2 separate regions of the Homo sapiens genome follow, and region 2 is linked to region 1. Evidence: chromatin loops called from intact Hi-C (ENCODE). Cell type or tissue: chondrocyte. All regions are shown on one strand. Each heading gives the region's core, and the rest is flanking DNA. Links, peaks and the distances in the headings are about the cores only. Region 1 holds the start of ANKRD36C (ankyrin repeat domain 36C). Region 2 has its middle 30 kb from the start of DUSP2.

What was found. Hi-C counts contacts between places; a loop is a spot of excess contacts. Peaks named below come from ENCODE experiments on the same cell type or tissue, not always from the same donor. Only the 100,000 strongest peaks of a DNase experiment are listed, where the experiment ranks them.
Region 2: a loop joins it to region 1, with 4 times the contacts of the local background. A loop is called at or near these places in 25 of 110 quality-filtered maps.

What each region holds. Positions count from the first base shown.
Region 1 is chr2:95,991,618-95,994,524 of GRCh38, reverse strand. ANKRD36C (ankyrin repeat domain 36C) reads left to right here and starts at 2,701. Exons shown (of 88, transcript NM_001393982.1): 1 at 2,701-2,907. The coding sequence starts at 2,817. RefSeq lists silencers at 1,885-2,064, 2,425-2,484, 2,515-2,564. In chondrocyte, for the core only: a CTCF peak has its summit at 1,504 (motif pointing left); no DNase peak of the experiment used is centred there.
Region 2 is chr2:96,173,577-96,176,483 of GRCh38, reverse strand. No RefSeq gene overlaps it. Among named protein-coding and RNA genes, the nearest start is that of DUSP2, 30 kb to the right of the region's middle. RefSeq lists an enhancer at 315-494 and a silencer at 1,779-1,828. In chondrocyte, for the core only: CTCF peaks have their summits at 1,562 and 1,773 (motif pointing right); no DNase peak of the experiment used is centred there.

The DNA of each region.
Region 1 (2,907 bases), core at 298-2,797:
AATGGCCCTTCTCACTGGTGCCTGCATGCCCTGTGTGCTCCTGTCATGCACACAACACAGCATAGTAAAATGCCTGGTGTATGTGTTTGTCTTTTCAATACTCTGAGCTCTGCTCATTGGCAAATCTCAGGACATAGCACAAGATGTGGCCCCTAAATGTTAACTGAATGAATGAATGGAATCACTGGTATCTCTTTAGCTTGAAGAATAGAAAGCCCTTGTAGGACAAAGACGATTGGGAGAAATGTGAAGTCTGGCGTGGACTCTGTCAGAAGGCAGAACTGAACCAGTGGATGGAATTAGAAGAGGGAGACTTCGGTTTCACATCAGGAATGATATCATAGTCAGAACTCACCACACACATAATAGGTTAGATGAGGGAGGAGGGAGTCCTTCATTGCAGGAGTTTTAAAGGTGAATACAAGAAATGGGAGGCACTTGGCCTGGCGCGGTGGCTCAGGTCTGTTAATCCCAGCACTTTGGGAGGCAGAGGCCAGTGGGTCACAAGGTCAGGAGTCGAGACCAGCCTGGTCAAGATGGTGAAACCCCGTTTCTACTAAAATACAAAAATTAGCCGGGTGTGGTGGCGGGCACCTGTAATCCCAGCTAATTGGGAGGCTGAGGCAGAAGAATCACTTGAACCGGGGAGGCAGAGGTTGCAGCGAGCCAAGTTTGAGCCACTGAACTCTAGCCTGGGCAACAGAGCAAGACTCCGTCTAAAAAAAAAAAAAGAAAGAAATGGGAGGCACTGAGTTTCTGGCTCAGTTTGCTGATGCCAGAAATACAGAGATGACTGATCAGTAAAATCCACTAGAAAGTGTGTGACAGGTTTCTTTTTCCTTATATTTTTCTTTTTTAAATACAAAAGTAATACCAGCCCACTGAAAATTTGAAAAGTATATGGCATTAAAAAGAGAAAAATAACATCCGATAATCCAACAAGATAAACTCTCTAAAATTTCTTTTCTCTTTTTAAATGAATATGTTAAGCTCGAAATAGAATTTTAAATTTATCTTGATGTTTTACTCAACAACGTAGAAGCATCTTTTATGTCATTATTTTAAGTCACAACCACTTTTAGTGATGATGATTTAAAGAACCATTTGCTTTTTCCTTACTGTTCCCTGTTTTTAGATTTTTGGCTAGTGTCTAATTTTTCCCTGTTATAAATAATGCTGAGATGAACAGAATATGTAGATTTCTAATAATTTGCAAATGAACAGCATATGAAAAACATGAGCAAAAATTTTGCAGTTATAATTACTCAACACAAGTTTTAAATAAATTACTTTTATTTTGAGCGTTCATTCTTACGTATGTTATAGGAAGTAAGTAAGAAGCATTCCTTACTCCTTAGAATTTTGTTTATAAGTTAGTGATGAATTGGAAAGGGTAGCTTGCCCCTGGAATTCTCTGATAAGCACAGGTGATGAGGAAAATGGAGAAATCCAAGAATTCCTTTGTCTTTCCTTGAAAGTAGTCAACTTTAAGTGCAGTGCAGGCGTGCCCTCTAGCGGCCAAATAAAAAATAAAGAAATACGGGAAACCTTCAGCATTGTAACAATCGCACGTCCCCATCTAGTGGCTAACGTGTGTAAATGCAGCTTTTCTAATCACAATAACGAATGTTACTTGATTTATATGTCTCATGAGGTGAAGAGCTGGAAGGAATCTTAGAGACCATGTATTTCAACTTCCTCACGGAGTGGCATGCAGGCAGCAGCCTTGGGAACCCCGATTGCCCCTCCTCACACCTGCCCATCATAGGACTTGGGCGACGGGGTGGTGAAGTCAGGCTGTGGCCCCAGCGGCGCCACGAGGCCGAAAACCGGCGCTCAGCCTCATCCCGGTGGCTGCAGAGTGCCAAGCGCCAGGTCCTGCGCTCCGGGCGCGGGTCAGAAGCAGCTGGCAAGGGCAGCGCAGCCTGTGGGCCCTTGGGCGCTGGCCGGCCGCAGCTCCGGGAAGCCACGTCAGCCCACGGGCGCTGCAGCTGCAGCCGCCACCAGCACATGGAGCAGGGGTCCCCGAGGATTGGGAATCCCCGACCAGGCCTGCGCCTCCAGCCGCGCGGACCCCGGGGCCAGCCTGGCCGCGGCAAGTCAGGCAGTCTGCGGCAGGAGCGCCGGGCATGGGCTTCGGCCGGGGGTGCAGGAGGCGCGCACCCTCCGGCCGGATGGCGGCGCACTCAGGGCTCAGGAGGCCATCCCACGGGAGCCCCGCCAGCCCCCGCCGGAGCCCGAGCTGCAGTGCCGCCTGCAAGTGGTGCGCTGGCTGCAGCTGTGGCAACCCCAGATCCCGTCCTCCCGCCTCGCACCCATCAGCGCGGACCCCGGGGGCGACGCAGTGGCGATGTCGGGCTGTGGGCCCAGCGGTGGCACTAGGCGGAGAAGCACCACTCAACCCCATCCCTGGGCTGCAGAGGGCCCAGCGCGGGGGGCTCCGAGCGTCGGGAGCCTGTGGAAGAGAAGAGCGCGCGGGCGACAGTTAAACAGGCCCTGGGGCAGGGCGCGCCTCGCGCTCCAGGGAGCCCCGCCCTCCCGCGGCACCTCCGCAGCAACCGCCGCCTGCACTGGGCGCGCGAGAGCTGCTAGGGCGGTTTCTCTGCCTCGGGCCTGTTGGGCAGGGCCGGCTAAGGTGCGCGTGCTCGCTGGTTCTAACCCTTCTGTTGGGCGTTTCTGCTGAGAGGCGGGAGGCGCTGAGAGTCTGTGCGAAGGTCCGTGGACAGACTGCTTTGCCTGTTGTTGCTCTTCGGAGGCGGCGATCCCCGAAGGCGAGCTGAAATACGGCTGCAGGCTACAATTTGCAGCCGACCATTATGGATGACAAGGAGCCGAAGAGGTGGCCCACCCTCAGGGACCGCTTGTGCTCGGATGGCTTCTTATTTCCCCAATACCCCATTAAACCGT
Region 2 (2,907 bases), core at 286-2,785, 180 kb before region 1:
AGGAGAATCGCTTGAACCTGGGAGGCGGAGGTTGTAGTGAGCCGAGATCGTGCCACTGCACTCCAGCCTGGCGACAGAGTGAGACTCCGTTTCAAAAAAAAAAAAGAAGATACAGAAATGGGAAACTTTGTGGGTGCAGGTTGGGGTGTCCCCAGGTGACTCCGGAGTGGTCAGCTGTGTGCATTTCTGTGTCCCAGGAGCTGCACCTCAGTTCTGTGGGCTGGGAAACTCCACCATGTCAGAGACCAGAGTTGGTTGAACTCAGTGTCTAACCAGGCTCCCAAGAGAAAGACACATTTAGCAGTCCAAGAAATACATGCTGGCAGGATGAGTCAGGCCTTGCTAGCCCGACCAGGGTCATCTCCACTGTAAGCAAAACACATGGGAAGCCCAATCACAGGGTTTCGTGGTGATCATGCAGGCAGGTGAGCATTCGCTTGGCTATATTTGTCCCACTACCACCTTCTGAGCTCGTCAGCAAGCTCCTGCGCAGTCTGGTGTTTTTGTTTTGTTTTGTTTTGTTTTTTGACATTGGAGTCTTGCTCTGTTGCCTAGGCTGGAGTTCAATGGCACAATCTTGGCTCACTGCAACTTCTGACTCCCAGGTTCAAGCAATGCTCCTGCCTCAGCCTCTTGAGTAGCTGGGCTTACAGGTGCATGCCACCATGCCCAGCTAATTTTTATATTTTTAGTAGAGATATGGTTTCACCATGTTGTCCAGGCCGGTCTTGAACTCCTGACCTCAGGTGATCCGCCTGCCTCAGCCTCCCAAAGTGCTGGGATTACAGGTGTGAGCCACAGCACCCGGTCTTTACTTTGTTATTTTTAAATTTTTTTCTTAAAATGTTCTCTGCTTTTGGGGGCTTGGGACTGTTCAGGGTATGTGTGTATATTTCAGTTTGCATTTCCCTAGACAGGATTGAGCCCAATATTTAAACAAATGTAGTTTAATGCTGAAAGGCACTTTAGAGGGCATCAGGTACAGATCTTTCATTTATAAACGATGCTCAGAGCTTAGCATTTGTTCCAAGTCACACAGCTCTTCCCTGGTCTAGAACCTTGGTCTTCTGGGATCCAATGCATTTTCCATTCCACTGTGTAATTTCTTGGCGAAGTTTTCGGAGAAATCTTTAGAATTCATAATATGCATGCCGTAAAGCCTTAAAACCACTCCCAACTACCCTAAGAACACCCTGGACGAGGAGTGTATTAGTTTGGTCATAATCAGCTGCTGTAACAAAGTGCCACAAACTGAGTGGCTTAAACAATAAAAATTTATTGTCTCACATTTTTGGAGGCTGGAAGTCCAAAAGCAAGGTGTGAGCAGGGCTGGCTCCTTCTGAGGGCAGTGAGGGAGAATGTTCTAGAACTCTGTCCCAGCTTTTTGTGGTTGCTGGCGTGTGAGCTGCATCACCCCAGTCCCTGCCTTTGTGTTCCCTGCATGCACGTGTTGCCCACATTTCCTTTTAATAAGGACACCAGTCATATTGCATTAGGGACCACACTACTTCATTATGACTTGATCTTAACTGTATCTGTAACACCCTATCTCCAAATAGGGTCACATTCTGAGATACTGGGGATTAGACCTTCAACATATGAATTTTAGAGGGATACAATTCAATCTAGAACAAGGGGAGATCTGCAGAGAACTCAATTTAAGAGATGAATTTTCAAAACCGGTGTCTGGAGGCCACTGTCCCAGTAGAGTCCATAAAGACTCCCAGCCTGGCCAGGGTCACCTATCCTGCAGCTTCCATGTTGAGCAGCAGGGGGCAGGGCTGTGCCACCCACTAGGAGTCTTGCCAGCCTGCCCGTGGCTGCTGGAAGGATTTTATAGCTCCTGACAACTGACAGTTCAATGTGGGTCTATATGGGCACCATCGTCCCCTCAGAGCCTTGATTTACATCAAGTCCTATGAATGAAAGAGAGGAAGTGGGTCAGATGACCACAGCCTGTGCAGGTTGCACAGTAGTGCACCAGTGGGAAGAGGAGGCCAAGGGTTTGTCCCTTTAGATAACTGGGAGAGTCACAGGCTCCAGGTGGTGACTAAGAATGTGTTTGCTGAGGAGACAGATGGACAGATGGGGATAACTAGACAGCAGCTTGGATGAGCTGCCTTTTTCCTCATCACCCTCCTGCTCCTGGAGGCCAGTCCGGTGTTCAGCCTAGGAAGCTGGGTTGGCCACTCCGGAAGGAGCCAGGACTGCCAGGCCACTCGGAGGATCCAGCTGTCTGATGTTCCAATGCTCCTGTTATGATTCCTCCACTTCTTATGAAACTCATTATTGCTTCCTGTATTTCTGTGCCTAGGAAAGAAGGTGTGATGGGGTGATAATCAGCAAGGACTTATTGAGGGCCCACTGTGTGCTTTAGGACTTTCAAAGGAATTATAAAGCAGCTGGGGAGACAACCCTGGCCTAGACATAATTGCACAGCCCAGCATCGAGAACCAGCAAAGCCTCAGTCCTGTGTAGCAAGGACAGAGTAGGACTGGGTGAGCTGTGACTCCGTTCCTGAGACCAACTGTCTCGAACATAGTTACACCAGCGGCCTGCTGGTTCATCACCCAGAATGTTCTGGATACTCCTTTGGATCTTGCCTTCATATTCTTTTGTTTTCTACAGTATTAATTAAGAGGCTAAAAGATAATGCACTTATGCATTTCTTTTTTTTTTTGAGACGGAGTCTCACTCTATCACCCAGGCTGGAGTGCAGTGGCTCACTGCAATCTTTACCTACCAGGTTCAAGCAATTCTCGTGCCTCAGCCCTCCCAGTAGCTGGGACTGCAGGTGCGCACCACCACGCCCGGCTAATTTTTGTATTTTTAGTAGAGACATTTTACCATGTTGGCCAGGCTGGTCTTGAACTCCTGACCTCAGGTGATCCACCCACCTTGGCCTCC